Regions from separate parts of the Homo sapiens genome. Here regions 2 and 3 are each linked to region 1. A link is a loop called in an ENCODE intact Hi-C map of the cell type or tissue named here. Cell type or tissue: Calu3. All regions are shown on one strand. Links, peaks and the distances in the headings refer to the core of each region. The heading gives the core; the rest is flanking DNA.

Region 1 (10,326 bases), core at 3,330-8,329:
TCTATAAAAATCTTAGTTCTTGCTCCCAAGAAGCTAGGGCAGCCCAGCTACATGGGGTCTGCACTCTGGCCTCTGCTGGAGTACACAAGGGCTGTTCTACGAACAGGACATGTTGCTTCTGGCCAAACCCTGCCCGGTATCCCTTACTTATGGGATTTGGTCCTAGAAGGGCTTATGCTTGAGATCCCAAAGCAAACTTAGTTTATAGCATGACACAGGTTCCAGAAAAATGGGGTTAAATCAGTATAACTGAACAATGTAGCCTCTGCTCTAAAGCTAGGCTTGCTTTAATGAAGAAGGCTGGAAGAATAGCCTCCTATGGGTGTAGAATATTTGGCTGAGTCAAGGTCTTGAGATATGACAGTTCAGAGTCCTATCATGATATGGGAACTCTGCCTGGATATAATATGGGACTATAAGTATTTAGGAGTCTTAGACGTAAGCTAACTTTCATCCACCCTTCTTGTAAGGCATAACTAGAGCTACTCTGGGTTTCCTGTGAGCATCTCTACTTCCATCTAGAGAGCTATTTTCATTCAGTATACAATCCTGTGGGGCTAGAGGTGGTACTCCAAGCCACAAATGAAGCTTTTGGTAGTAGCCTCCAACACTTACAGATGTGAGACCCTATCCTAGGAACAGAGATGAGGTCTGCATATTTACTTTGTGAGCATCAGTTGTTACATGATGGTAACATCCCCTTAAGTAGCATTTCAAAATAAAGGTAGCCAAGAAATCTCATGCCACCTTAAGGCTCAGAAGTATGGAGATTTCCCTCTTAGGAAAGGGGCAACTGGGGAAGAGTGGCTTGTGTTCAAGTTCAGACAATGCCTGGTACCTGCTCTGTGCTGGCCCAGGTAGGATTGAGTGGTCAACAGAAGTCTCCACCCCTTGTGGAACTCAATCTAGTTAGAAACAGTCACATTTACAAGATTGTTAGGGGACTATGATACGTGATACTCTGATTTGTTAAAAGGTGGAGAATTGAGCTATGTAGCTCAGATAGCCTGAGCTTAGTACTAGCTCAGTCTTCACTTCTGGCTGCAAGATACCACACCTTTTGAGATTCAGGGAGGGGAGAGTTTTAGCAGCACATAGTATCTGTTAGTGCCTTTATACTACTAGAAGGTTAGGTGCCAAGTGGGGCTCAGAAGCAGACCTTGATTAGCGTCTCCCCTATCCATTTTGTCAAGGGGCAGGATTTGTGTTCTTCGAACATTCCTGGTAAGGTTTTTAAACCAAGAACAGCATTGATACAAGTCCCTTAAGGTCAAAGCCCACACCCCATGCAACTGTAAGTCAGCCTCAAGTTGAGAATGTTTGCTCTGAGGCAACTAGCTTTGCATGGAAGACTCCCTGCCCGTCTCCATCTCAAGAGTCCTTTGAGTCCCATTTCCAAGCATGAGATTCAGGAACACCTGCACAACACAAAAGCCTGTTTGCTGGTCTCCATTTCCCTACAGGAAGGGGGTAGTGAGAAGTTGTTCCATTTAGAACACTGAGGCCCTGGCTAAGACTCCTTGTTCCAGGGATGGACAGAGAAACATGAAATGCCTGCTCCACAATGCTATGTTGAACAACCAGAGGAAGTTATAGGATCTCACAGGTAAGAACTATCACACATAAAGGAACTTGCTGTGCCTTGTTCATAAGAGTTTATGCATTCACAGTGGGGGATGAATTATCCTTTTTGGAAAGCAGTTTGGCCAACAGCTAGTAAGACTTAGTTATATCTAAACACTCTTGAAATCCAGCAGCCCCAGTTCTGGAAATCTATGCCATAGTAATGGGAGCACCAGCTTGAAGACCTACAGGCAACAGTGCTTATTCAGCAGTGGGTTTAGGGGCCAAAAACCAAGGGAATAAACAGCTTTTGGTCTGGGGGTAGGTGTGTTATAGGCCATTACAAGCCATTGAAATGACTAAGCTAGTCTGTTGACTTGTTTCAGACTATTAGAACTGGACTGAGAAATCCACTTAAATATGAAGTCAGTTTAGAAGGGAGAAAGGTGTGACATGTTCAATCAAAAGAAACCTGGAGCTGACTAGAGCAGAGAAAGTTGTCATGAATGATAGTGAGCATTACATGCAAGGACAGTCCAAGAAGTTGTCTTTGTACCTAAGAGCATCAAGATGAAATGTGAACTGATAAGACAAATCCACTCCTGTAGTTGAGGATGTCAACACCATCAGTAATGGGCAGAACCAGAAGGCATGGACATAACTGATCAGTCAACTGGGCTTTGTGACCACTTATACAATAGTTTGTTCCTGTTGAAATAAAGATGTTCACTCCACTGAACAGTCACCAAGACCGACCATGTTTTGGAAATAGGAAAGCCAAGCCCAGAGAAAGCAGATCCCTGTCACTTGCACTTTTAAGAAAAACTGAAGTTTTGTCCACCTTCCCTATACATACCTCCAAAGAGGGTAGCCTGAGACTGTCCATGTAAAGCACCTCTTAAGTGTTCATTTTGGGTTCACGATTTGTGAAGATCTATTTCGGGGTGAGAGGTGAGGATCCGTGCATTCATCTGGGCCCACCCATGACCTGAGACAGGGGCAGGCAGGCATTTCTAGCTACAAGACTGAAGCCTTGCTCCTGAGTCATACTTTAGATGCTGGGGACAGTCATCCTGAGATTGTCTCTTCCTGGACCATACATTACTACTATTTTTTTTTTTTTTTTTTTTTTTTTTTTAAAGGTACTAGGATAAGCATCTCCCTGCCTACCCATCGTCCCTGGGCACAAACTGCCCAGACCCCTGTTCCCAGTTAGGCCATGTTGTCATGCCTCACAATCACTATTCAGGACCAGCTGATTGGGCTGAGGTGACCACCTGACCCTGGAGCAGGTAGCTTACTGGCTGACTGCTGAGGACCTGGAAGAGGAGGAGCTGGGTCAAGCTGGAGGTGTATTTAAGGACAAAACCACACAGCAAGGAGGACAGAAGTGGAAAGCTTCTTTTGCTATAGAACAGAGGTCAGAAGAGACTTGACCAGAGCCTGGAAGCCTCCAAGAAGCCAGGCCTTCAAAGCTGCTTCAGTTCGATTCAATTCCACCAGGACCTTTAAGACAATTCCTTCTACCTGGGTCCCTTGAGGAAGCACATAAACAGGAAGTACACAGTAGGAGGATTCTGTAGACCGGTACCCATGACTCACTTCCCTCAGCTACACAGCAGGCTCCCAGGAGTGTGGAGTACATAGCTGCCTTCCATCCTGGTCAACAGGGTGATGAGTCCATCCTGACTCATACTGTGGAGGACAAGCACATGAAGCACATAACTAAGCAGTCAAGCTAGGTTTTACGGTGACTCGAGTCTATATGGCCATTCAGGAGATGCCACTTGTGTTCAGTTTCCTTTCTGGCTGTGGCTTATAGAAAAGCATCCTATTTTTCCCCAATATCACCCCACCTACCACCACCTTAGTGCCCAGCTATAACTTGAGCATATAGCAATGAGTATCTGCCTCTATGTACCATGAACATCTTCATCCCACTTCAGGAAAGATGGAATAACCTTATGACAGACCCCATCACACAGGTTTTTTCCACATGTGTGCACGATATAGGACGTTCCACTTTGTTTCCATGATGTATGCTGTTATATAGCATATTCTTTGCTTCCGAGTTATGACCCAGTACTCACGCAGTAGTACTTGCTTCTTGCTCCCACTAACACACGAGTCGTTCTCCCCTGTGTGGCACCAGGGGCTAAGTCAAACATTAGCCCAATAAATATTGTTGGGGCCAGATGAAGTCATTGCCCTGAAGTTCATGGACCTGTGTCTAGAAACAGGTTCAGAAAACCCCAGGCCAACCATGTGTATCCCACAAACTAGAAAACCAGCAGGCTAGACTCCTTCAACTGAAGGCTAGAAGTCCTCCAGGATGATTAGGCTTCATGTTCTTCCCATTGTGATGGCCCTTCAGGGAGTTGCCAGATACTAGAGGTACTTCACTTTCTGAGTCCAGTTACTCACTACCCTCAGTTCTCAGTTGTAGGTTGAAGGTTTCCTCTACCCTCTGAAGAATATGTAGAGTAAGTGCCCCAAGGGTGGAAGCATGCACCCCAGGAGTTGACGGTGGATTTTTTTTTGTGGGTGGGATAGGCATGGTCAAGTTGTTTTACTGAAGATCATAACTTCAGGCAGGGTCAGACATTAAGTTCAAGACATTGTTGTCCAAGACATTCTTATATGCCCACTTCATTTTTCCTTCATAAGGGCTATCACTACCTGACATCGTGTGTTCATCCAGAACATTTCATGCAAGCAGGGACACTCCCACACTGCATCCTCAGCACAAAGAATCTCTGTAGCATGGCAGGCATTCAGCGATCTGTTGGAAGGATTACTCTACTACATTCCTAGGCTAAGAAATTTGTTTTCATATCCTGTTTTAAGATGTCTTGGACTAGCAGCCTCACATCTTGAGGGCTTAAAAGTTAGGCTTCAGTAGATTTGAAGCCATCCCCCTGATTCCATAGTTCCTCACCTCAGGCTCTGTAGTCCCAAGTTGAGATGTGAGCTTGGATTTAAATACAGTATGTGGAAGGAGGCCATCGAGCAAGCAGTACCCAGAGGGCTGGGGGCTTGGTCATCATTGCCTTTGGCAGCAGTTTGTCATTGCTGGATCACTGGAGGGCTAGCACGAGCCTGGGATGGGCTTTGATGTTCTGGTTTCAGGAGCATCTGTGCAGTCACCCACAGGTCACCTGTTAGCCGGAGGAGTTCAGTATCCCTGAAGGGCTGAAAGATGAAAGCTGGGAGAGTTACAAGGATGAAGACAGAGACCCCCTGGAAAGAGTTAAAGGTTACTCAGCCTTAGGGGAAGATTTGCCCCGTTCGAGACCCTGACAGCCGCCAATTGCTACACTACACCATCCCCGAAACCCCTAAGGTAGGCAGTTATTCATTGCTTTTGTGAAAGGTTAAGAGACTCACACAAACACAGCTGTTGGCAACAAAACCCAGACTAAAACATCCCTGAAGGCGAGACAAGGTTTCCTCACAAAACCTCACATTGAAAGACTAGGAAGACACTGGTCTCACATTTAGAAGTTGTGCAGCTTCGCTCCAAAAACTGATGCATGAGCCCAAGACAATCTCATCTTGGAGGTCTTTGACTTTGCCATCTCCAACCTCATAACCACATTGAGCTTAGGTAAGGATAGGGACTTCCAGAGCCTGGCCTCTTTACTCTCACCCAAGGGAGGTTCAGGGAAAGACAAGTTACCAGGCTGAGCCAGCTATTGTTTCAGAGCATAGAGCACTACTGTTCCAGCAGTGTAGAATGTTGAAAACAGACTTGTTACAACCCATCCTCTTGACTCCCTAGGGAATACCAAGTGTTTGCTATATTGCAATCAACTGCTAGTAGCTGCCAGGAATATGGAGAACTCCAGATCCATGTAGAAGCTCACTATAAGCCAAGTTCCGTGATGGATTAGCAATGTCTACCACTGGTGCAGGGAGGAATGGTGGCAGGACTTGCCATGCAGTGAGCAATTCTCACTCCATTTTCAATAGGAAAGGGAGGGCTCAGGACTGTCAGGATTGGTTTCCTTGCCCTTGATGTGGCACTGCCCTGGTCCCTACAATTCTACAAGAACATAAAGGGGGGGGGAAAAGAGTAGGTAATCCTAGCAAACATTTGGAGACAACAGCCCAGGAGCTACTTCCCTCTCGAGGGTAGAAGGTAGTGAGGTCTCAGTGTACCACTATAAAGGACACTCGAGTTCTTGGGTGGTGAGTACAAAGCTGGCACAAGGACTCCTTCTGACCTAGAGGGGGCAGCACTCACCCATCATAGGGATTTTTCCATGCGAAGTTAAGATCTCAGGAGGAATCCTTTTGCGCCTTCTTACAAGGGGCATTCGAGAGTTCTTCTCCCACCACAGCCAGGAAGTCGTGTCAGGAGAGGTCTAGTTCATTATCGCCTATAAGTATAAGTTGTGAGTGATGACAGCATTAGTAGCAGAGCTAGTTTAAGTGAGACTTAGGTATGCTTTGGACATTATACAAGCTGGAAGGATGCAGCTTTTAGTCTTAGGCAGCCTTCTTAATTTGGGATATGTAGAGTTCATGTCTTAAAAGCTGCGTCTATGCAGAGAAATTATCTGGTAGAACATACTTAAGTCCCTGAAGATGAGACTCAGCCCCAGAGCTCCAGAATCTCATGTTCCAGCTACAGGTGCTGGGGTCAGTGAGAGCCAACATCTCTGTCCTCAGGGAGGCTAGCAGGGGATGCCATAAGTGGTAGAGCAGCATCCGCACAGGTGTGGCCCAAGGCATACCCTATGTGGGTATGCCTCATATAACCCTTCGAGTGGGCAGACCTTGTGCATGAGATCATGCATATGATTGTTCTGTTATAGGACAAGATTGTCCTGGGTGGGCCTGACACAGTCACACAAGCCCTTTAAAGGGAAGTCAGACTCAAAGCCTAGAAGGATTCGACACAGTTGCTGGCTTGAAAGTGGAGCTACATAGCAAAGGATGCGGGAAGCCCTTCGGAGGAAAGCAGCCCGCAGTTGACAGCCACAAAGATACTGCAGTCCTACACTCTAAGAACTCAAGTTATACCAACAAGAATGAGCTTGGAAGCTGACACATCCCCTAGAGCCTTCAGATGAGAATGTAGCCCAGCTAACACCTTGATTTCAGCCTTGGGATACCAGAACAGTCTCAGTCACTGCCTGGATGACTGGCCTACAGAGCTGAGCTGCTGTTTTATGCTGCTAAGTTTGTGTTATGCAGCAATAGAAAACAGGCTATTTGTATTAGTTATGTCTGTTATGTCTGTGCTTTGTCATAGCTTAAGCACTGCAGGGAGACTGAGCTTGGTTGTGGGGATTTTTGGCAGCCTTTCAGGTAATACCTTTGAGATGGTGCAATTTTGTCTACTATTCTGTTGCAGATAAAGGCAGAGGCTTGAAATGATTCTTAGTGAGTCTTACTAGACCAGGAACAAATTGGGTTGATTCATCTAGCTGAGGCTGGAAGTTGTCAGTATAGTTTTAGAAGGCCCTCGGGCATTAGGATGTGTTACCATCATTGAGGTCTGTACCATTTGGACTGTAGAGAGGACTTCTTGGGATAAGATACTTCTAAGCTGGCATCTCCCCTGTGAGTGAAGCTCACCCCCCAGAGGCCAACGCCTAAGGCATGAATTTGAATCTCAGTCTACATTTAGGACTAGTTCCCTTAGGAGGGATGTCAATCAAGAAGAACACCCAATATTGTGGGATCTACATTTGAGCATCCACTGTGGGCCAGGAGCCTGAAGTTAGTTCACTATTAAGGTTATTAGAGATAGAGAAAGATACTTGGAGACAAGAGCTTGTCTGGTACACGCAGCTCTTTGTTGTGTCTTGGATTTAATAGGAATCAAGAGCCCTTTTGTGAGGGTGGAGCAAGACAAATAGACTTTGAAAGTCCAGAACTGGGGCAAGCTGCCTTTGAGAACAGCAGCAGCTAACATCTGACTCACAGCAGACTAAGCCAGCCAAGACCTCTTGACTAAAAGCTTAGAATTTTAGCATTGTCTTCAGCCTAGACTAACCCTAGCTAAGTTTGCTAAGGACTGGATTTGGACTGAGAAGTTTGACTCCTACAGATGCATGTGAGCTTAAGGAGTCTATGCTCTGCCAAGAGCATACTTCCGTTTTACAGTGGTGTTGCTGACAGGCATACTCTTGCTTCACCCGAGGGTCAACCCCGAGTTTCTCCCCTCCATTCTAGGTTATATTCCAGGATGTTGTGCTTGGCCACCTTGCTTTCATCAGTGGCCTGTCAGCACAGCAGGAACCCAGAGGGCCTACCTTCAATATTCAGCCTACCTGGAGAGACAGAACCACACCACACGATCTTGAGGCTTATTCCATGGTGGTTATTGAAGGGATGTCTTCTCATCCGGTGTTCTGAACACTTTTTCAAGACCACAGCTTCTGACCCTTGCCCTCTTCTACAGCTCACTTGAGCTCTAGGACAGCTGTCTCTCCTTGCACAGGCTCTGTACTACCTGCCCCGCAGGTCTATGCACAGGGTATTCCCTCTGCTTAGAGGGCTTTCCAACCCACTTGGCTTCCTGGGATATGAGAGTGCAGTGAGCCCTCAGCTAAGGGAGGTCAGGGGATTGTGGGAGTCCATAGGAGACTACCTATAAAAGGTTTCCCAGGGAGGGTAATCCACTGCCTTTTGAAAGGCTTATATAGTCTGACTTCTCTACTTACCCCCTAACAATTAGGTCAGGCTCCTGGGCCTGGAACTGAGCACATACCCTGTGCCGGTTACGTTCTGAAAGGATAAGAGAAAGCAGGCATTTTAAGAAAGGCTTGCAGTGAGGAGATGTTGTATATCAAGGCTCAGATGAAGGGGCCAGGAGGTGAAGCCCTAGAAGAAAGCTGGAGTGGATTTTGTCCTGTGGGCTGCTTCTCCCGAAACCCAGGTGCACATGGCTTTTGTATCTTCTCTACTGGACAGTCACTTCAATTTCTAGAAGACACTTCATTGTGTGGACAGCCACCCCATCCTTCCTTGTTCTCAATCAATGCCATGCCAGAACTCAGCCTTAAGAGCATGCATTATTTATCTCTAATGGGAATAGTTATTCACAGCATTAATCAATTAATGTAGATATTTCATCAGGGCTCTGAGTAGCAGGGAAAGGGAGGACCTGAAGATTCGGGGCAATCATTGCTAATTCAAGAGCTAGGGCTGACCACGCTAGCTCAAAACTTTGAGCAAGAAATTTCCCCTAGACAGGCCTCAGTTTCCCCTATTTGTATAAAGAAGGGTATGTCCAAAGGGTATGGCTAAATGACTCAAGGACCCCCAGCACTCATCTTTATAACTATTAAAGGGACCTGAAGAGGAAGTTAGACTTCCCAGGAATAGGTGGCCAACACAGCTGAAGCAACTTTAGCTTAGACACCTCCAGGAGTTTTGGGAAATTTTTTTTGGGAGGTGGGGGGGACGGTGCTAAGTGACTCATACACCCAGAGGCAGCTAAGTTTGCTTGCCATGATCAGCAGCTCAGCTTCTTAGACCTCCCTGCCTAGGGTAAGGGTTGATTCTCACTTTCGATGTAAGTAACGCATACTCATGACTCAAGTCAAATAGGAGAAATGCAAAGCCTGCAAAAGCTCGACTTTTTATCTACTTGCGACTTGCCTGGTTTTGGATCTTAGGATCATTTGATTCGGTCTATGACTTGTTTCACTGAGCTGAACCATAAGCTTGACTCTACACCCAGTCATTATTTAGATTTTAGTTTTGCCTTATAAGCCTTTACTCGGGGCTTTAAGTATCTATGGGGTAAATGTTTCAGTTACTGGCTTTGCTTTCCAACTCCTGTGAATACCCTTAACTCATCTCCAAGGACCACTGTACTATTGGAAACCTCATGTGATCTATGGACATCCTGTGTGTCAGTTTCCTCTTGCCTGCTGCAGGAGCTAAGTGTTACTTGAGATCTGACCTGTGTCAAAGTTACATGACTAGTCAGAGGTTCAGCCCCAGCAGCATCAAGTTCTACAGCTTGTTCATGTCACTTACATGTTCTCCTACCCTAGGCTTCTGTTTCAGTTGATGCTGCCACTATCTGCTTAGCCCAGAATTAGGATTTGGCATTTTCTTCTTGTCCCCTCATCCAATGTCTAGTCCTTCAAATCCTGTTACCTCTTCAAGGGAGAAATCTACTTTTGTCTCATCCTTACTGATCAAAGTCCCATCTCACCTGGGAAATGAATAGCTTCCTAACCAATACCTCATCTTACTCCCTGAAGTCCATTCAGAGCTACAGTGATTGAGGGAAAGCAACGTGCCACTTTTGGGATAAAGCTTATTGTTTTGTCCTTAATAAGGAACTATAGAGCTTAGCCTCTCTGCACCCTCAGCCTCTAAGCACACACTGCCCTCATACACACACTATGCTCTAGTCATTTGTCCCAGGCTCATTCCTGCCTTGGGACCTTTGCACTAGCTGTTCTACTTTGGATGCTTTCCTGAGATCTTTGCAGAATCCATTATAGTTCAGACATTTGTTTAGATGCTACTTTTCAGAGGTCTTCCTGGACTCCCAAGTCTGAAGTTACAGTAAACCCTATGCTGTGTTCAGGCTTAAGAGCATGAGTTAGATAGGATGAAGTTCTACGCCGGGGTATATGGTTCAAATTTACAAAATGAATGCACTAAGTGTTAGAAAGCCTCAGGCATGTGAGAGGGAGATCCCCCGGGGAATCCTCTAGATTAAAGATATCACCTAGACAGATCACATTTCAGGATGGCTAGGATACTTCCTAAAAGCATTTGAAGACT
Region 2 (10,326 bases), core at 2,758-7,757, 310 kb after region 1:
AAATGAGTCCAGAGGTACTTTGTATTATTATTGTAAACATAATTTATGAAAAATAGTAAAAATATATATTAGTATACAGTAAGTCAATTTAATAGACAAGGTATACAGAAGAAAGAAAGCATTCATTTCCTACCTTGTAAGAAAGTGAGGGCTCCCAGCTTCCAGGTTTCCTCCATCAAGGTGGACATCCTGACACTATGGTTTACATTCTTGTAAAACCGAGAGTAGCCACAGAAGATGCACCTATTTATTTTGTTTCCCTTGCCGCAATTATTTCCCTCATTACTACATAAGCTTTCTACATATTTTTAAAATCACTGTTTTGTTCTGATCATGAAATTGTTACATGCTCAATGTATGAATAAGGTGAAAAATAAAGTCTCCCAAATCTGACCCTAGAGATAAACATTGATAGATTGGTTTATATTCTTTCAGAATTTGCTCAGGGCAGATAGTATTGCATACCTGTCTATCAGGCTTGGGGTACATTCTGTCTACACAGAGGTGATTTGGTAGGTGGCTGGAGGTAGAACCTTCCATGGGCCACACACCTGAGCTTGCATGGGAGCATGAGATGGGAGCCTCATGGATTATCTGGGAGCATTTCTCTGCCTTGTTTCCAGCTGTGAACAGAGACAAGAGGGGAGTCTTTTTCTCAATGCCTCCAATAGTCCTTGAATGACCTTGGACAGTCCTTTTAACTTCTCCAAGCCTCATTACCTCATCTGTAAAATGGGGGAACTAGTAATATCTAGTTTGAAAAATTGTTGCAAATATTAAATGAGTTGATGCATGCAAAGCCTTAGCACTGGGTTTCTCCCTGTTGGCACATGGACATTTGGGGCTGGATACTCTGTGATGTGTGGACTGTCCTGTACATTGAAGGATACGTAGCAGCATCCCTGACCTTCATTGATGGGATGCCAGCAGCACCCCCGCCAGCTGTGACAGCCTAAGATGTCTCCAGACATTGTCAAATGTCCCCTGGGGGAGGGAAGGAGGAACAGGATCACCTTCCCCACTGAGAATCACTGTTTTAGCACAATGGAGCATATTAAATACTCAATAAACTCTTCTTAATATTAATATCATCATTATAACAGGGTAGCACATTTACTGAACATAAAACATTCAATGGCTCAATTAATATAAATCCACTGGCATTTTAACTGTCCATGTAGGAGTCCAATTTCTTTTCCTACTCACAGGCCCTTCAGATCAAATACTCAGTTTAACCTCAGATGCAAACTTCTCCATAGAAGAGCTTTTCATTTCTATAATATTAACATACTGGTGAAATACCACATAATGATATGATTCAGCCACTTTTATTTCCTTTCTACCTCCTGAGTCCCCCCGCTTTGCCCACAGGTTAGAGACAAGACGAAGCCTACAATTAAAAAGCTGCTTTTCCTACTATATATACCTAATTTCTCATTCCTCATTTTGCATTAAAGTGTTTTTCCACAGAGCCCTAGGAAGATGGGATTATGTGGGTGCTTGTGTTCATTCATGGGCTCTTTAGGATCTAAACCCCCAGGGATAAACTTGGAAAATGACCGAATTAATCACTTATGATCCGCATTCAGTGCACATTATCATAATATTGATATAATGCACACACTGTTTTTTGCTTATTTCTATATTGAGTGAGGCCCTGCAGCAATTTTGAGGAAATTTGAGACTCGCGCACCTGGCTAAACGCTCTCTCTCTCTCTAAATAATCCAAGGTCTCCCGGTTTGCGAGGATCAGCCTAAAATGAGTTACAGTCGCCAGAACATTTTTAAGTAGGGAAATAAATTAGAGTGGTAATAATCATAACAATTATATAATAAATGTTAAGAATTGTAAGTTCCCCAGCGGTCTTAATAACTTAATTTTGTTGTTGTGGGGGAGGTTGTGGAAATTCCATCATCTGCATCTGGTGACATCATCAGGCTGAAATGAGAGGACAGGTTTCTTAGTTCTGAATGTCACTAAGGTGCTGAATGAGGTGGTACTTTGGCTTTCCCAGACATTTGCTGGGTTTGAATTATTAAAGTCATCATTTGCGAAATTTAGGGCTTCATGAATATTGCCGGGTTGACAAACTCCCTCTACCACCTTCTCTTTGTCTTTCTTTCCCCCTTTCTCTCTCTGTCTCTCAGAGAACTCAGGGCAGCCACAGCTGGACAAATCATCTAGTTCCCCCCTCCCAATAATTCCTCCATATCCAGCTGCAAACTGAAGAAAAATAGGACTGAAAATAGACATGACAGAATGTCCCCAAACAAGAGACCCTTCCAGGAACCATGATGACTAGAAAGCCTGTTAACATTCTCAATCCTGTGTGCTGGGAGGTAGGGTTTGGTCTGGAATCCTTCCATTCAAGACACATGAAAGAAAAAGATTCAACCATGTACAAATCAGACACAATTCATCGTAACGCTAGTCAATGTTTACATGCCAGGTGTTGAATGAAACACTTTGCTTACATTATCTCTTTTTTCCTGCAGTCGGGACTATTTTTAAAGTTTTATAAATTGATACATAATAGATGATATACATATTTTCAGGATACATGTGATAATTTAATGCATTCATATAACTTGTAAAGCTCAAATCAGTGTAACTGGATTATCCATCACCTTAAGCATTCATCTTTTCTTTATGCTATGAACACTCAAATTATTCTCCTCTAGCTATTTTGAAATATACAGTAAATTATTGTGATCTATAGTCATCCTACTGATCTATCAAACACTACATCTTATTTCTCCTATCAAATTGTATATTTTTATCATTAATCAACCTCTCTTTATCTTTTCTTCCCATCACCCTTCCCAGCCTCTGGTAACCACAAATCTACTTTCTATCTTTATGACATCCACTTTTTTAGCTCCCACACGTGAGTGAGAACATGTGGCACATGTGTCCTTCTGTGCGTGGCTTATTTCACTACACATATTGACTTCCAGTCCATCCATGTTGCTGCAAATGACAGAATTTCATTCTTTTTTATGTCTGAATAATATTCCATTGTGTGTGTGTGTGTATATATATATTCCAATGTGAGATCTATATAACTATAGCTCACATTTTCTTTATCCGTTTATTCACTGACGGACACTTGGGTTGCTTCCATGTTTTGGCTATTGTGGACAGTGCTGCAATAAACATGGGAGCGCAGATGCCTCTTCAGTATATTGATTTCCTTTCTTTTGGAGATATGCCTAGAAGTAGAATTGCTGGATCATATGGTAATTCTATTTTTATGGGTTTTGTTTGTTTGTTTGTTTTTGTTTGTTTGTTTTGAGACAGAGTCTCACTCTGTCGCCCAGGCTGGAGTGCAGCAGCATGATCTCGGCTCACTGCAACCTCCGCCTCTTAGGTTCAAGTGATTCTCCTGCCTCAGCCTCCCGAGTAACTGGGATTACAGGCAAATGCCACCATATCCGGCTAATTTTTTTTTTTTTTTTTTTTTTTGAGATGGAGTCTCACTCTGTCACCCAGGCTGGAGTGCAGTGGCACGATCTTGGCTCACTGCAACCTCTGCCTCCCTGGTTCATGCCATTCTCCTGCCTCAGCCTCCTAAGTAGCTGGGACTACAGGTGCCCGCCACCATGCCCGGCTAATTTTTTATATTTTTAGTAGAGACGGGGTTTCACTGTGTTAGCCAGGATGGTCTCGATCTCCTGACCTCGTGATCCACCCGCCTCGGCCTCCCAAAGTGCTCGGATTACAGGCATGAGCCACCGCACTCGGCCCATATCTGGTTAATTTTTGTATTTTCAATAGAGATGGGGATTCGCCATGTTGGCCAGGCTGGTCTTGAACTCCTGACCTCAGGTGATCCACCCACCTCGGCCTCCCAAAGTGCTGGAATTATAGGCATGAGCTGCCATGCCTGGCCTATTTTTAGTTTACTGAATAGCCTCTATTACTGCTTTCCGTAGTGGCTGTACTAATTTACATTCCCACCAACAGTGCATAAGGGTTCACTTTTCTCCTTAACATCTGTTCTTCCTTGTCTTTTTGATAAAAGCCATTTTATCTGGAGTGAGATGATATCTCATTGTGGTTTTGACTGGCATTTCTCTGATGATTAGAGTTACTGAATAGTTTTTCATATACCTGTTTTTTTCTTTTTCTCTCCTTCCTTCCTTCCTTCCTTCCTTCCTTCCTTCCTTCCTTCCTGCTTTCCTCCCTCCCTCCCTCCCTTCCTTTCCCTTTTTCTATTGAGTTGTTTGAACTTCTATGTATTCTGGTTATTTTTATTTTAAATCCAGCTCCTGCAGGATACTCTGGTGATTAATTCCGTGTCAAATATAGGTTGCAAATATTTTCTCCCATTCTGTGGAGTGTCTCTTCAGTTTGTTTATTCTTTACCTTGCTATGCAGATGCCTTTCAGCTTGATGTAATCCCATTTGTCTATTTTTGCCTTGGTTGCCTGTGCTTTTGAGGTCTTGCACAAAAAAAATCTTTGCCCAGACCAATGTCCTGGAGCATTTCCCCAATGTTTTCTCCTAGTAGTTTAAAAGTCTCAGGCCTTATGTTTAAGTTGTTAATCCATTTTGATTTGATGTTTGTATATGGTGAGAGATAGGGCTCTAGTTTCTTCTTTTTACATATGTTTATCCAGGTTTTCCGGCACCATTTATTGAAGAGGCTATCCTTGCCCCATTGTATGTAATTAGCAGCTTTGTTGACAACGAGTTGGCTATAAATGTGTGGATTCATATCTGCGTTCTCTATCTTGTTCCGTTAGTCTATGTGTCTGTTTTTATGTCACTACCATGCTGATTTGGTTACTATAGCTTCGTAGTATATTTTAAAGTCAGGTAGTATGATGCCTCCAGTTTTGCTTCTTTTACTTAGGATTGCTTTGCCTATTCAAGGTCTTTGTGGTTCCATATAAATTTTAGGCTTGTGGGAGGAACTATTATTTTACCCATTTTACAGAGGCAGAGACCAAGGCTCAGAGGGTATGAATCACTTTTTACAACAGCTTTAAACAGGAGAGGAAGAGGTTAAACCCAGATTTGGGTGATTCCAAATTGTTTCTCAACCTCCTAGGAGCTCCAGTATAGTGGGTGGAAGCCCAGACTATGGGCTTGTTTGACGGCTGACTTACCTTCTAACCAGTTCTGTGAACGTAAGTCAGGCACTCCACTTTTCAGTGTGCCCAGCTGTGAATGTGAAAATGATCATAGCCAGGGTCACTACCCATACTGTGTCTTTATGCAATTAGAAGAAGGCACCCTTCCCTCAAGTCACCTTACTTCCACATTGGAATTTTGTCATAATATGCTGTCATTAAAACAAGACACCTTACTGCCATCTTCTGGAAAATGGTTGTATTAAATACAGTCAGCCCCCTGTCTGCGGGTTCTGAATCCAGGGATTCAACCAACTGCAGATGGAAAATACTCAAAACAACAATATAAAAAGTGCCTGTACTGAACACATACAGGCTCTTCTTCCTGTCATTATTTCCTAAACAATATGGTATATCAACTATTTACATAGCATTTACATTGTATTAGGTATTATAAGTATTCTAGAGGTAATTTAAAGCATTAAAAACAATGTGTAGGCTATATGAAAACACAATGCCATTTTATATCAGGGAAGAATCCTCAGATTTCGTTATCTGCAAGGAGTCCTGGAACCAGTACCCCATGGATACTGAGGGGCAGCTATATATATAAATGTGCAAAGGCAAGGATAGAAGGATGTGAATGACATCCCTTTTGTACAGTGCATGACCTGCACAACTGTGCATGGTTGCCCAGACAATTCCTCACTGGAGTATTAGAAAGAGAATTCCTCACTGGAGTATTAGAAAGAGAAATGATTTAGCACTTTGGTAAAAAAAAAAAAAAAATCACACACAGTTTCTCAGCAAATGCTGACTACTCTTTTAAGCTCTGGCTCAAAGAGATTGGATAATGCTGTCTCTTTGAGACAAGTGACAGTCACTGAGAAATCTCACTTGGGGATCGTATTGCTCAGTCAGTGGCAGTCTATTTCTCAACACGTATGTCCCTTGCCCCATGTTTTTGAGCACTGTGGCTATCCTGGACAGCAATTCTCAGCTCCTTTCTTGCCTCCCAGCCAGAAGAAAGGATTGAGAGAACTTTCTGGGGCTGCCTTCAGAAATCACATCTGGCATTTCTTTGATACACTGAATCTCTGACACTCCCTGGACTGCCTTGCAAAATGTGGAGTTTGTTCCATGAGCTTAGCCCCTGGCCCTGGGGTGGGATAAGGACATGGGTCTAGGGTTCCACAAAAACTTGGTTTGAATCCTATTTTTTCTGTTTACTGCTGTGTGACTTTGGGTGAGCAACTTAACCTTGCTGGGTTTAGTTTCTTCACAGGTGAAAAGGAATGACTTGTTAATCTATCTATCACACAGAGCTATGGCCTGAAGACAAAAGGAGAAATGTGTTTAAAGCACTCTCTGAATTAAAGTTATAATCATTAACAACAGGGAACGATAATTCAGATTTTTAATAGGTCATCCATTTCCAGCTGCCAATCTGATCTCTGATGACCTTTCTGTTTGAACCCCAAATCTGAAAGACCTTTATAAATACATTTAAAAATGTATTTGTAGACGGGCACAGTGGTTCATGCCTGTAATCCCAGCACTTTGGGAAGCCAAGGTGGGTGGATCACTTGAGGTCAGGAGTTTGAGACCATTCTAGCCAACATGGTGAAACTCCATCTTTACTAAAAAATACAAAAATTAGCAGGGCATGGTGGTGCATGCCTATAATCCTAGCTACTCAAAAGGCTGAGACAGGAGAATCACTTGATCTCAGGAGGCAAAGGTTGCAGTGAGCTGAGATCACAACACTGCACTCCAGCCTGGGCGACAGAGCGAGACTCTGTCTCAAAAACAAAACAAAACAAAACAAAAAACAAACAAACAAACAAACAAAAAAAGTATTTGTATGAAAAACTAAAAGTCTAATCATGTTTACTTCTGCATTGAAGGCATCACAGAAAATTAGATGGATCCCAACTTCTGTGGTACACAGTTGCTTCACTCAGGAAGTGTTTTACCCTCACAGATGTTTCTTCTCCAAAAACAAATACCCTAGAGATACCAAAGGCTATGAATGGGGAACCAACCAGCATCGTTTCCTCTCCACGGTTCTCAGGCTGCAGCACCCATTCCTCTAACCACTGTGTGTCTTTTTTTTCCTGGAATTTTAGGCAGCATCAGGACATTCCCTGTTTCCCAGTTTCTCGTCTTATGTTTTCTGTCTGCCTCATCCCCCGTGCCTGGCTCTGAACCTCCAGTGGCTTCTTTCTCAGCCTAAGGATCTGTGGCTTATTGAAAACGCTCTGGTACACAGAGTACATGCCTGGGTTGTTACTGGCTAAAAAACAGCTGTTTTTGGATGGCAGTGTAGTTAGTTCATTCTGGGGGATATGAGCCGGGCAAGGAAGAAGCTGCTCTGAAGGGCAATTCGAGGTACAGAAATGCAGATCCCAAGGCGGCTTCTTCTAGAGCAGGTGGCATTCCCTCTCCAAATCCATTCACACTTCCATTGTCCTCAAATGTTCTTAAATGCAAATGCAGTGAAAATTTCACAGACATGTATTGTGCAAGAAGGGGATCTTTGGAGGAAACTTGCCTGATCTCTGAAGTCCACCATTCAGCCGCTGTATACAAATTACTTCCCCTCTCTTGGCCTCAGTTTCTTCATTTGTAAAATAGGAATGAAAGATACTTCCTACCTCCTGGGTCTGTTGTGAAGATTAAAAGAGATAATGCTTTAAAAACGACTGGCAAAGTGTCTGACTTGGGGCAAACACTCACTAAAGCTTAACCATTATTACAAGCCTTTTAATCAAATAGAGGCTTTGTAGGGGAAACCTACTCTTAAACCAAGAAGAATTTTGGAAAACTGATTTATTTAACATATTCTGGATGTCTCTGGCTGGTCTTTTCCATTAAAAAAAAAAAAAATCTGCTAAGGAGGCTACAGTCTCAGCACAGCACAGCTTGTCCCAGGCCACACAGTAAGTTTGATTTGGGCTCCCAGGAACAAAATCCAGGCCCCTGACCTCACGTCAGATGGCCGAGCCTCCCTGCTCTCAATCACAGCCAGAAATGTCACAGTGAACGGAGTCACATTTTAGGGGAGGAAAATAAGATTTCTCTCTTGCCTTGATCTGACCCGGGGATTCCAATCAGAAAACAAGCTCAGCGCCCTTAAAATCTCCTCTGTCTCCTTCTCTTCATTTCCTAAATGCGTGTTCCTCTCAGTGATACCCAAACCCCCAAATGTTTCCCAGCCAAGACTTGGACTTTGAGGGCCCCTTTCAGGTGCCCTGGCTAAGAGGGCAGGGACCAGAATGAGGCTTTGCATGGGCCAATAAGATGGTGAAAATATCTCGGTAATCAAGACAAATAATATTTTAATGCAGTATATTTAAAACGCCAAAAATGAATACAAAAAGAATCCCACGATGAACAAAACGTAAAAATTTTACATTAAGAAAAAATCAATAACCAGGATAGCGCCCTCTTACCTGCAGCCCACGATGTTACTAAATAAAATGAGATTTAATTCTGCTCCCTTAGCCTTATTCCTTTTGAATTTCCTGTAAGGGCCACATTCACAAATTTCCACCTCCCCTCCCTGGGCGTCCCCTTCCCCACAGAGGTGAGCTGGGGTGAGAAGCACAGAAGCTGTTGGGAAGGCGAAGGCCAGCGGAAGAGAACTCGTGCGGGACTTTTCAATTTTTCATCTTGTTTCTAACTCCATCTAGCCCGTCCTCCTTAATCAATAAAACAAGAATTAGGTCTCAGATCCAAGAGTCGCTTTCTGTCTTCCAGTTTATGACTTTGGCCACCTCGCAGTCTTTTAGGGTCGCCGGACCGGCTTCCTGGAATACCTGAGGTCGCAGATTCAGGTAGTAAACAGATGTGGGGTCCACCCTCCGCCAAATGGGCGGGGCAAGTTCAACATCCCGCCTCCCCGACCTTAAGTGCGCAGGGCGCCTGGTGCTCGCTTGCCGAAAACGTTAAACATTTTTCTTTGATCCCGCTCTTTTTTTGGGGGGAAAAATGTCTGGGGAAGAGGGAAGTAGTGGGGGAGTGAGGTGCCTGCCCAAGCGAAATTTTGATGCCCGCCTGCCTCTGGCTCCAGCTCCGCCCTCACGGAAGGGGGAGAACTTCGAATTCCAGAACCGGAATCCTTGCCTAATTTTTTTTTTTTTTTTTTTTTGAAATTGATCGATTTTATCCGGGAGCTTCAAATCGAAACCAGGAGAGAGGCTTTGAAATGTCAAAGAAAAGCTACGAAAGAAAAAAGGGGTGGGGTGAGGAGGAGGAGGAGGAAGGGGAGGGAGATTAAAAAAATAATAATAAGGCGGGGAGGCAGGCAGAGGTTTTCTTTCGAAGTGTAATCGCGGCGCTGCGTACCTTTGTAAGGGTCCTTAACCTTTTCACCCTTTTGGTGGTGGCGGTGGTGGGCTCCTCGTAGCTCTTTGAAAATCTAATGGGAGCTATGGACCGTCTGCCTGGAAAAATGCCCTTTAGGTACATGCTTGGCGGGAGCCGGGAGTGAAACCGTTTTTTGCGCAACTTGGGAAAGTTTTTGCAATATTCTCTGCTCAGCCATTTGAGTTGGAATGGAACCGTTCCCAATTTTAATTTTTGAAGAGACAGTTTTGCCTGGAGTAATCTAAACCCATTTTGGCGGGGAGGGGAGGGCGAGGGGAATTTCAAAATTTATGCCTTCTTCACCTTCTGGAGAAGGCAAGATCCGGCAGGCGACGCTGATTAGCTGGGGGTCTCCGATGCGACCCCGGACTCGGAGCAGGAAATCCTGGGTGCTCCTGAAGCTCCGCCTGCCCCGGGTTCCAGCGAGAGCACCTCGTCACACTCGGGGCGCTGTCCCCCAGTCCTTTTCCTTCTGGACTCCAGGACCTGAGGCTCCTGCAGCGGAGAGCTGGGGAAGGGGGATGAGTTCAAAACTATCTCCCTGTCCTTCCCTTTGAGATAAGGCATCAACCTGGGAAGAGTCCCGACTGGTGCAGGGAGCTGCCTGTTCAGGAAGCCCGGGAGATGCAGATTCGATTGATTTCAGAGAGCTTCCAGTCTTTTTCCTGCCCTGGTGCTAAGAGGATCGAAATACATTTTTTAGGATTCATGGGAAACCTAGTTCTCATTATTAAGAGGCTGTTTTGAAGCCCCTCTGATGGCAAGGAGCCCTGGCGCTTGGAGCGAGAAAGTGGGTGCAGGTCTCTCCAAAGAGAGCTGAGCTCATTCTGCAGCTCCCTTTCCAGCAGTGGTTCAGGGCTGGCGCTGCAGAGGGAG
Region 3 (10,326 bases), core at 1,783-6,782, 340 kb after region 1:
CACTAGGATTCAGGTCTGGGGTTCCAGTGTTTGTGAACGACAGGAAATACCAAGAGGAAGGGATCCCGGAAGTTTAGACAAACAGATGAAGCGGTCTGTGACTGCAAATCCTGGGGACAGAAGCTGCTGCCCACAAATATGTAGAGAATTGTGCTGTTGAAGAGAAAACAGCCTCATTCTGAGTAATTGATGAAGTTTACTTGGGAAGTCAACTTCAGCTGAACATGTGGTTGAAGTTTTAAAAGGGAGAGTTCTTCTTGTGTGTGTGTCTTTGTTGGGGAGCAAGAACTCCCTGTCAAGGCAGCATTCATGAACAAAGTGAGGACAGTCTACCTGGAATGTTAAGAAAGCATTTCTGCACTAAGGATAGACTTTGGAATAGAAGCCTGCCGAGAACATGTCCAATTCTTAAAAGACTATGATTCCAGGAAGACTAGACCCCAAGTTCACTAGAATCTTGCTAAAGCAACATTTGCTTTGGAACAAAACTCAGGATGAGTTGGTCTGAGAAGCCTGAATTATAAAAACTATCAGAAGACCACATTGTAAGGCTTCTGGAGGGCTTGTCTGGAGGTTCTAGGAGGGGAGAGCTGCTACTCCTACACCCTTGGCTAAGAACAGCCCTCTTCTATCGGTAAAAGTCATCTTCTTTGACTGTGTGGGCAGCTTTGGGAGGAATGCACATTGAGTGGTGGGGGAGGAAGGGGACACTCACCTAGCCAGCCAGATCAGCCAAGTCAACCCTGGTGATCAATGGGGTGGCAGATGTTGCAGCCAGGTCGCCCTCACATCCTTGAGTTGTCATCCTTGGGGACAGTGTTTCTGTGATGACCTAAAGGGCCACCCTCGGGAGACAGTGACATACATTGGATACGAGCATGACTTTGGAGTTACGGAGACCTGGGTTTGAATTCTGGCCCTGCCATTTATTCTCGGTAGGATACCGGGGCAAATTAGACTCTCGGTTTTCTCATTTACAATATCGGAGTAATTATATAGACACTATTGTGTCAGAGAAGCATTACAATAAGGGCTCTTATTGACACTCCAAATTCTTTCTTTTTCTGGATCACAAAAACAAAACCAATATGTGGTAAAAAAAAAAAAATTGTCCTCCAAAACATACATATTGAAAACCAGAAGCAAACATGCCCTGAAATTGTGCCTCTCAGATATACCTGCTATTTATCCTTTAACTTTTATATATTTTTCACATATACTTCAATGAGTTTTATTATTTTTATCATGAAAAAATACAATAAACTTGACACATTAAACATTAAAACTTGACAACACCCTTACAACATTCTGTGTGCTCTCCTACAAGTCTACTATCAGTTAAAGTTGTCTTCTTTGACTGAGCGGGCAGCTTTGGAAGGAATGCCCATTGAGTGGTGAAGGAGGAAGGGGACACCCACATAACCAGCCAGATCAGCCAAATCAACTCTGGTGATCAATGGGGTGGCAGATGTTGACTCCAACATCCTTTGATAAAACATAGCAGGTTAAAGGTCTAAGAGATATAGGTACTAGGAACCTTCAGATTTGGAAATCTAGTCTTTATCATCACCTCCACCTCCGTCATCACAACCACCACTGCCACCATAACTACTATCACCCCCAGACCATCATCATATCGACTACCACTACCACCACAACACAATTATCATCACTACCACTGCTTCCATCATCCCTACCATCACCATAACCTCACCCCCACCTCACCAACACCATCATCACCATCACCGCCATCACCACAATCACCACCATCATCAGCACTAAAACCAGCCATCACTACTATCATTGTTACTGTCATCAGCACCACTATCATCATCAACACCATAATTACCACCATAATCACCACCATCACCATCACCACCATCATCACTACCAGTTATAAAGTGCCCCTGGGCAAGCCACTTGATCTCTCTAGATTCTATGTGTGCATCTCAGGCTTTTGTTTACCCATCTTTAATTCAGCGTTAAATATCTACCTGACCCTACACAAAGTTTTAATAGCCCTTTCCTCTATCATTTGTATCCAGATCCCAGGAGACTTATTGGCATTCAGTTTTAAGCGTCCACACTAGGTGAAAATGCACTACATTTTAAATTTATGTTAAAATTCTCTGTAGCCCATACATTGGGAACTTCTCTGATCCAAAGTAAGTTTTTACTGTCAAGTTCTGGGTCTCTAAGACCAGAGATCTTAGAAGATTTAAACACACAAATGCATCCAAGAAAGAGCAGGAGAAAAGCCAGCAATACAGAGAGGACTTCCTCAGCCTGGTGGTTGTGATGCCCCGTCTTGAGAGTAAACTTCCCCCAATAATCTGGGCAGTCTTTTATTTTTCTGGCCTCCATCACTGACCTGTTGCCTCATGGCAGTGCATTTCTGAGACACGATCAAGACATTCCATTGAGTTATACTACATCCAAATATCAGACGCTGCCTTTGAACCCTTCTGACAAACCACAAACTTAGGAACCAACGTTGACACAACACTCAGCGGATTCAAAACACTGAGCAGGGGAAAGGAGAGGGTGTGGGAAAAGGCTCTTTGATTAAATGTGTTTCTTTCTCTTTGTGCTCTAATGGGGTCTAAGGTACTGCCTGGCATCTTGGAAGTTCACGTGCTTGTTTTCTGAAGAAAGTCTCTGTCACATCCTCTCTCAGAAGTTTTCGGCCAAGAGCAATATTAGAGATTTGTTATTGGTTTAAATAACCCAGCATTTCCATGGATAAACATTCAAGCAAGAAAAGGAAAGCATAGAGGAGAAACTTCTCTTAAGAGAAAAAAAGGATGTGAAGAAAGTCAAGATATTAGCAGTCAATGTGTCTCATTTTCCAAAGAATTAGGCTTATCTTTTCACAGACCTTTGTCTGCTGGAATGACTGTCTAACCTCCATGCCACGTTTTTAATCCCTGCAAACTGATTTTAGTTTTTGCCAAGATGGATGTTGGATCTGAATGAAAACCAGAGTCATTTATCTTTGCCAAGGCATTTTCTTCTTCTTCCGCAGCGGAAAGTTATGGAGATAGGTGCTTTCTCATCGGAATGTGCCCCTTCCAAAATTATCAGGCTCCTGTGGTTTGCTGATAACCAAAAAGACTCAAGCTCAGAGGTGCAGAAACTCATTGAGGATAAATGAAGAGACCATTAAAAAGAAGACATATGTCTTTGTAGCCAAAGAGGCAACCAAGAAGATATTTTCTGAATGTGGGGTAACTTCATTTGCTAAAATGGGGGTCATGAATGATTATGCACCTCCATTTTCAAAACTGGACTCAAATTCCTTTACTTGTACCTCTTCTTTAGGCCTAATGTTGGGGGGGGAACATTAGCATTCCAGGCACCTTTTCAATTAAGAATAAAGGCTACAGGGCAATTTAAAGCCAATGACTGATTTCTTCCTCTCCCCTCTGCTCACGGAGGAGCCGAATTTTCTTTGAAGCCAGGATCGGAATCTGAAGCCTGGTCAATAAGACAGCTTAGACTGCTCAGAGAGAGCCTACTTTGGTTTGAGGTATAGGATAAATGTCTAAGGGCATTTCTGTCCTCCTCAGTGAAGCCAGGTGTGTGTTTTGTTGAGAGAAACAGCAAACAGATACAGATGCTAGCATTATACAAATACAGTGTTAGCAACCCCAACACTGCGGGACTTAGAAAGCATTTAATTCTTCTAATTCATTACCATTTATCACCTATCTCTCAGCTCAAAGAGCCTGGAGATTTGGAGTTTCTTTTAGGGATGCCAAGAATAAGCACATCACCCACTAGGGTACCCATCTCATATTAATTATTAATAGTTACAAAACACTCCGGTTATAGGTTGTATGATATTTGGCTACACATTAAGCCATCAATCTTACTAAATTTCCTTTAACATGCAGGAAATAAAAGCCAAGAGTACCTCCTTGGAAGCCAAATGGTGCAGAAAGAGGAAATTGATGAGGGTTATGTCACTCAGTAGTGAATCTGATTCATCAGAAGTGAAAAAAGTCATCAAAAACTTTGTTCAAAAAGCCACAGGTTATTTTGAGCAAAGTCTGTTTCTCCCCCCATATGCTGATAGATTTCCTCTCATGGTTAAAGCTACACGTTTTTTCACAGAATATTAAAGTTATCAGAATTTGGAAGATAGAAGACCCATGGCAGCAAAGGTTCTGGCCTATTTGCTAGAAGATTTCCACTGGTTTGGGGCAGCTTGCAGGGCCATTGTCCTTTTGTGTTTCTGGCTGATGGGATGGAAAGGGACAGAAAACCAACCTCGGTTCATGCGGTGTTGGTACTGCCTGGAAATATGTATTGTTAGTGCCCTCTAGCGGCCGAGTCTTGGCTGGACATTAAAAGACATTTTTCACCATGAGCTGGGTGTTGAGTGCTTTTAAAAAGCAATTTTGCAACTTGGCTGTGGCCACTGTGCTCTGCTTGGAGTGGCTTTAGACTTCATGATGCTGGTGCTTTCATGTTAAACTGTTTCAAAGCCTCTTGTGGAAGCAAGAGCGTTTGAACTAAACTACAATTTTTGAAAATGGCAACTTGAAATATTTTTACCTCCAACGTAGACCATTCTTTGCCTGCATGCTTCCCTCTGGATTGTCTGTTCCCAAAAACAGCATCTTCATTCAATGAGTAAATGTTTTCTATTACTCAAATTTATTTGGCAAAATAGACTCGGGTAATAGAACATTTTTTTCTTCTTCATACTAATTGTGTGCCTTGCGAAGGCTCTAAAATCATTCCATTTTGACCTAGAAATTCATTTTCTAGGAGTTTTTCCTAAGGAATCACTATGAATATGAACAAGATTGAGGAACAAGCTACTTCTTAGAAGGTTATTCGTAATAAAGAAGAAAACAACCACCTAACGGGCCAACAATACAGACATTGATAAATTATAGTTCATCCAACTCATGGAGTAGGAGGTAGTAATTAAAAACAACATATTATGATTAGAACCGGAAATACCATTTGACCCAGCAATCCCATTACTGGGTATATATCCAAAGGAATATAAATCATTCTCTTATAAATACACATGCACACCCATGTTCATTGCAGCACTATTCACGATAGCAAAGACATAGAAACACCCCAAATGGCCATCAATCAATGACAGACTGAAGAAAGAAATGTGGTACATATATACCACGGAATACTATACAGCCAGAAAAAGGAATGAGAACATGTCCTTTGCAGGGACATAGATGAAGCTGAAAGCCATTATCCTCAGCAAACTAACGCAGGAACAGAAAATCAAACGCCACGTTCTCACTTATAAGTGGGAGCTGAACAATGAGAACACATGGACACAGGGAAGGGAACAATACATGCTGGGGACTGTCGGGGGAGGATGGGGTGGGGTGAGAGCATTAGGAAAAAGAGCTAATGCATGCTGGGCTTAACACCTAAGTGATGGGTTGATAGGTGCAGCAAACCACCATGGCGAACGTTTGCCTATGTAACAAACCCACACATCCTGAACATGTACCCCGGAACTTAAAAAATAAAATTAGATAAATAAATAAATAAAACGTACTATGGTTTAAGAAGATCCTTTTCAAACAGCTGGGGACACTGGTCACTCAAGTGACTTTCCCGGTGTCTCACACAAATCCTCAGTGGTGGTTATGTGGGTGTTGATTTTGCAGTAGGTCATTGAGCTACACATTTTCTGAATATATGTATTTATAATTTTTAAAGAATATTTTTTATAGTTTAAAAGAAGATTTAAAAAAAAAATCAAAGAGACCAGGTATTCTAATCCTTAATTTAGCTCTGTTTCCCACACTAGTCTACTCCTTGGAGGAACGAAGGCACAAAAGAGAAAAGATGGAATTATGGTCTCTGGGAACTAGATTTTAAAATTGCATTTAAGAAATACCTAATGTAGACGACGGGTTGATGGGTGCGACAAACCACCATGGCACGTGTATACCTATGTAACAAACCTGCACGTTCTGCACATGTATCCCAGAACTTAAAGTATAATTTTAAAAAATTGCATATAGAACATCCCATTGGTGGGACTGGATTTGTTTGCAAATGGTCTTGTCAGTGGTGAAGTGGAAGAGAATGTGGAGCCCCACTCAAATGAAGTTTGCAACTTGTCAGCAGATCTGGAAAAACAATACAGTTAAAATTCTTGACTCTCTGGAGATAGGAAATTATTAATAAATTTCACGAATGCATATTTCCTTATTGCCATTACAGTTGTGAGGGATGGCTGTATCTTTTGCTGTTATTTTTAAACCCCATAGAATATTTGTAGAAAAACAATTTATCTAAATGTATGAGGTAGTTTATAACTTCTCTACATTTCCATGTCAGAAGCAAAGAGATAAATAGTTAATTCTGAGTTACGTTTAATAAGTATTCATTTGTATCTCTTCACCAGAGACGAGAGAAAAGCAGCTTAGTCCCAGACCTCAAGGTACCCCCGAATGGCTGGGAGGAAGTTTGACATCCTTGAAAAAAAATAGAGAGCAACATAAGGCAAGTGAATGCGGTGTACAGTATAAGCATTATAATGCTCTAAGGAATAAAATCAAGTGTCAAGATGCATAGTTTATAGTAAGGAGATATTGCGTCAGGCTAATTCGGATATAAATCTGTATGAACATGTGATCTTAAATCTCTATGGCTCCACTTTATCTACAAAATGAGAATAATATTGCTACTTACTATTGTAAAGATTGAATGCACATTGTGCTTCCATGTTTATTGCAGCACTATTCACGACCACCAAAATTTGAAGCAACTTAAGCATCTGCTAACAAACGAATGGATAAAGAAAATGTGGTACACATACATGATGGAGTACTATTCAGCCACAAAAAAGAATGAGATCCTGTCATTTGCACCAACATGGATGGAACTGGAGATCATTATATTAAGTGAAATGAGCCAGGCACAGAAAGACAAACTTTGTGTGTTCTCACTTATTAATGTGAGTTTAACATGAAAACAACTGTACTCGTGAAGATAGCGGGTAGAATGATGGTTGCCAGAGGGTAGGAAAAGCAGTGGGGAGTGGATGGAAATTGGGGATGGTTAATGGATGTGAACATAGAGTTAGATAGAAGGAATAAGATCTAGTATTTGATAGCACAACAGGGTGACCACAGTCAGCAATAATTTATTGTACATTTCAAAATAACTAAAAGATGGGGCCGGGGGAGGAAAAGCATCAAGAGAAATAGCTAATGGATACTGGGCTTAATACCTAGGTGATGGGTTGATCTGTGCAGAAAACCACCGTGGCACATGTTTACCTATGTAACAAACCTGCATATCCCGCACCTGTACCCTGGAACTTAAAAGTTGAAGAAAAATAAGGAACGCATTTAAACCATCTGACTGGCAAAACAACAACAACAACTAGAAGAGTATAATTGGATTGTTTGTAACACAAGGAGAGGATAAATGCTTGAGATGATTTATACCCCATTTATCCTGAGGTGATTATTATGTATTGTATGCCTGTATCAAACTATCTCATGTACCCCATAAATATATACACCTACTATGTACCCACAAAAGCTTTTTAAAAATAATTTAAAAATTTAATATTTTAAAATTAAAAAAAGAAAGAAAATGCACATTGCAGGCCGAGCGCGGTGGCTCACGCCTGTAATCCCAGCATTTTAGGAGGCTGAGGCGGGCGGATTGCCCGAGCTCAGGAGTTCGAGACCAGCCTGGGAAACACGGCAAATTCTCTATGAAAAATACAAAAATTAACTGAGCATGGTGGTGTGTGCCTGTAATCCCAGCTACTCAGGAGGCTGAGGCACAAGAATCGCTTGAACCCGGGAGGTGAAGGTGAAGGTTGCAGTGAGCCGAGATCGTGCCACTGCACTCCAGCCTGGGCGACTGTGAGATTCTATCTCAACAAAAAAAAAAAAAAAAAAAAAAAAGCACATGGCTGGATTAAATGCTCAAACATATTAATATAATATTAATTACCAGTGAATACCTTGAGCCTGGCCAACCAGAGAGCCTTGGATGGAGACTCCCAGTCTTTGCAGCAAGCTGGGTGTGTAGGTTTCTACCTTTAGGATGTGACTTCCCAACCTGACGAGGAGCCAAGATGCTTGAGAAATTGCCATTTCCATATCATTTGTCAGTTTCTCTCAGCAGATGGTGCTCTTGAGACCTTCACCCACATGAGTTCAGAGGGCAAGAGCTCCAATTTGGCTACCTCCCAAACTAAAGATCTTCGTGTCCAAGCATTGTCACCAGGAAGCGTATTGCTGAATAAATGCATTCTTGAGTTAATGAATGGGAGGCAGAAAGCCCTGATGCAGTGTCAAAGGAGGGCCTGGTCATCTGGGGGTTTGTCTGGCAATTGAGCCAGGGGCCACCTTCTCTACTTCCCTCTGTAGGGTCGTGAGACTTTGAGGAAGAGACACAGCCCCTGGTGCCTGGAGACCTGGTTTTTAGTCCTGGCTCTGATTCTTAGCTTGCTGTGTGATCTCAGGTTTTCACTTGTTCACCACAGCACCTACTTCCCCCTTCATAAAAGGGAGACAGCACCAGTGGGGCTCAAACCCTTTGATAAAAGCTAATATTTTTAGGCTGGGCATGGTGGCTCACACCTGTAATCCCAGCACTTTGGGAGGCCAAGGTGGGTGTATGGCTTGAGCTCAGGACTTTGAGACCAGCCTGGGCAACATGTTGAAACCCCACCTCTATCAAAAATACAAAAAATTAGCCAGGTGTGGTGGCACTCACCTGTGGTCCCAGCTACTTGGGAGGCTGAGGTGAGAGGATCGCTTGAACTCAGGAGTTTGAGACCAGCCTGGACAACATAGTGAGATTTCATCTCTACAAGAAAAATTAAAAATTAGCTAGGTGTGGTGATACATACCTGTAGTCCTAGCTACTTGGGAGGGTGAGGCAGGAGGATCGCTTGAGCCCAGAAGTTTGAGGTTGCAGTGAGCTATGGTCATGCCACTGCACTCCAGCCTGTGTGATGGAGCAAGACTCAATGCCTATATATATATATGTATTACGTAAAATATATGCAAATATATAAAATATATTAATTTTGTGTGTGTGTGTGGGTGTGTGTGTGTGTGTGTTTAACGGCTGTCAATTCTTTGACACCTCTCTCTTCGAGTGATGAGTTCTATGTCACTTCTCCTTGAATCTGGGCTGACTTTAGTGACCCTGTTAAAATCAATGGGGTATAGTGGAATTAATGCTGTGTGTTTTTGAGGCTGAGTCTTAAGAGGTGAACCAGCTCCCACCTTATTTGCTGGAACATTCTTTCTTGCACCCTGGGCCACCATATAAGAAACCCAGCTTCCCAACTTCCCTGAGACTGCCCTATGGTCAGGCCATGTGTGGATGCTGTGGTGAACCGCCCAGCTGAGTAGCTGACAGCCGGTGTCACTTGGCAGCTATAAGTAAGCCACCGTAGATCCCCAGACCAATTGCGCCATCAAATGCCTTTAGCATCTGCCAACATTTGGCTGCACTATATGAGAGACCCTGGGCAAGAGCTCCCCAGCTAAGCCCTTCCAGAATTCCGGACACACAAAATCGTGAGCAAAATAAAATGATTGTTTCAGGCCACCAAATGGTGGGTTAATTCGTTACTCACCAGTGGTAACTAGAACACACTCAGAGATGGAAAGGGATTGCCCCAAGACCTCCATGGGAGGTGGCAGACCAGGGCTTAGAATACAGCTTACCTAACCCTCAGCCAGAGTTCTTTCTGCCTGCTCCAATGTGAGGTTGAGACTGTTTCTCAAGCTCTGGGGAGACGCTCCCCAGTGGATATTCTAACCAGGATGGGAAGTGTCAAGCTGTGTAACAGATCTCTGTGCACGACGCCAGGGAACACAGAAGAAAGGTCACATTCCTTCCAGGAAGAAGCGACAAATCTCCTATACAGAAGAATTCCAAATAATTGATGTAAATTCTCTGCAGTCATGGCAGGGGAGCCTAACTCCAACACCTTTGGGGTGATCTGAGTGTAGTGACTTCCTTCCAAACACTGCAATATAGAAAGGGGGAACAAAGAATAGCTTTACAATGGAGAGCCCTGGCAAACAGTACCTACACCAGGTGATCAAGTGGTAGGGGAGAAAAGATTTCATTTTCTCACCCACCACTAAGTTCATGGCTGAGGCACCTGTTACAAAGGACAGGTGAACAAGAGAAAGGCACATACAATTTTATTTTTATTTTATTTTATTTTATTTTGTTTATTTTATTTTCTGAGATGGAGTCTCACTCTGTTGCCCAGGTTGGAGTGCAGTGGCATGATCTCAGCTCACTGCAACCTCCGCCTCCCAGGTTCAAGCGATTCTC

Evidence for each region. A loop is a pair of places that touch in the nucleus more often than their neighbours do. Peaks named below come from ENCODE experiments on the same cell type or tissue, not always from the same donor. Only the 100,000 strongest peaks of a DNase experiment are listed, where the experiment ranks them.
Region 2: a loop joins it to region 1, with 25 times the contacts of the local background. A loop is called at or near these places in 45 of 110 quality-filtered maps.
Region 3: a loop joins it to region 1, with 10 times the contacts of the local background. A loop is called at or near these places in 47 of 110 quality-filtered maps.

The regions. Positions count from the first base shown.
Region 1 is chr12:114,160,765-114,171,090 of GRCh38, forward strand. No RefSeq gene overlaps it. Among named protein-coding and RNA genes, the nearest start is that of LINC02459, 76 kb to the right of the region's middle. RefSeq lists an enhancer at 2,467-3,666. In Calu3, for the core only: no CTCF peak of the experiment used is centred there; a DNase peak (open chromatin) is centred at 5,807.
Region 2 is chr12:114,471,025-114,481,350 of GRCh38, forward strand. No RefSeq gene overlaps it. Among named protein-coding and RNA genes, the nearest start is that of TBX5-AS1, 68 kb to the left of the region's middle. In Calu3, for the core only: no CTCF peak of the experiment used is centred there; no DNase peak of the experiment used is centred there.
Region 3 is chr12:114,504,395-114,514,720 of GRCh38, forward strand. It overlaps the pseudogene RN7SKP216. Among named protein-coding and RNA genes, the nearest start is that of TBX5-AS1, 100 kb to the left of the region's middle. In Calu3, for the core only: a CTCF peak has its summit at 4,316 (motif pointing left); a DNase peak (open chromatin) is centred at 4,307.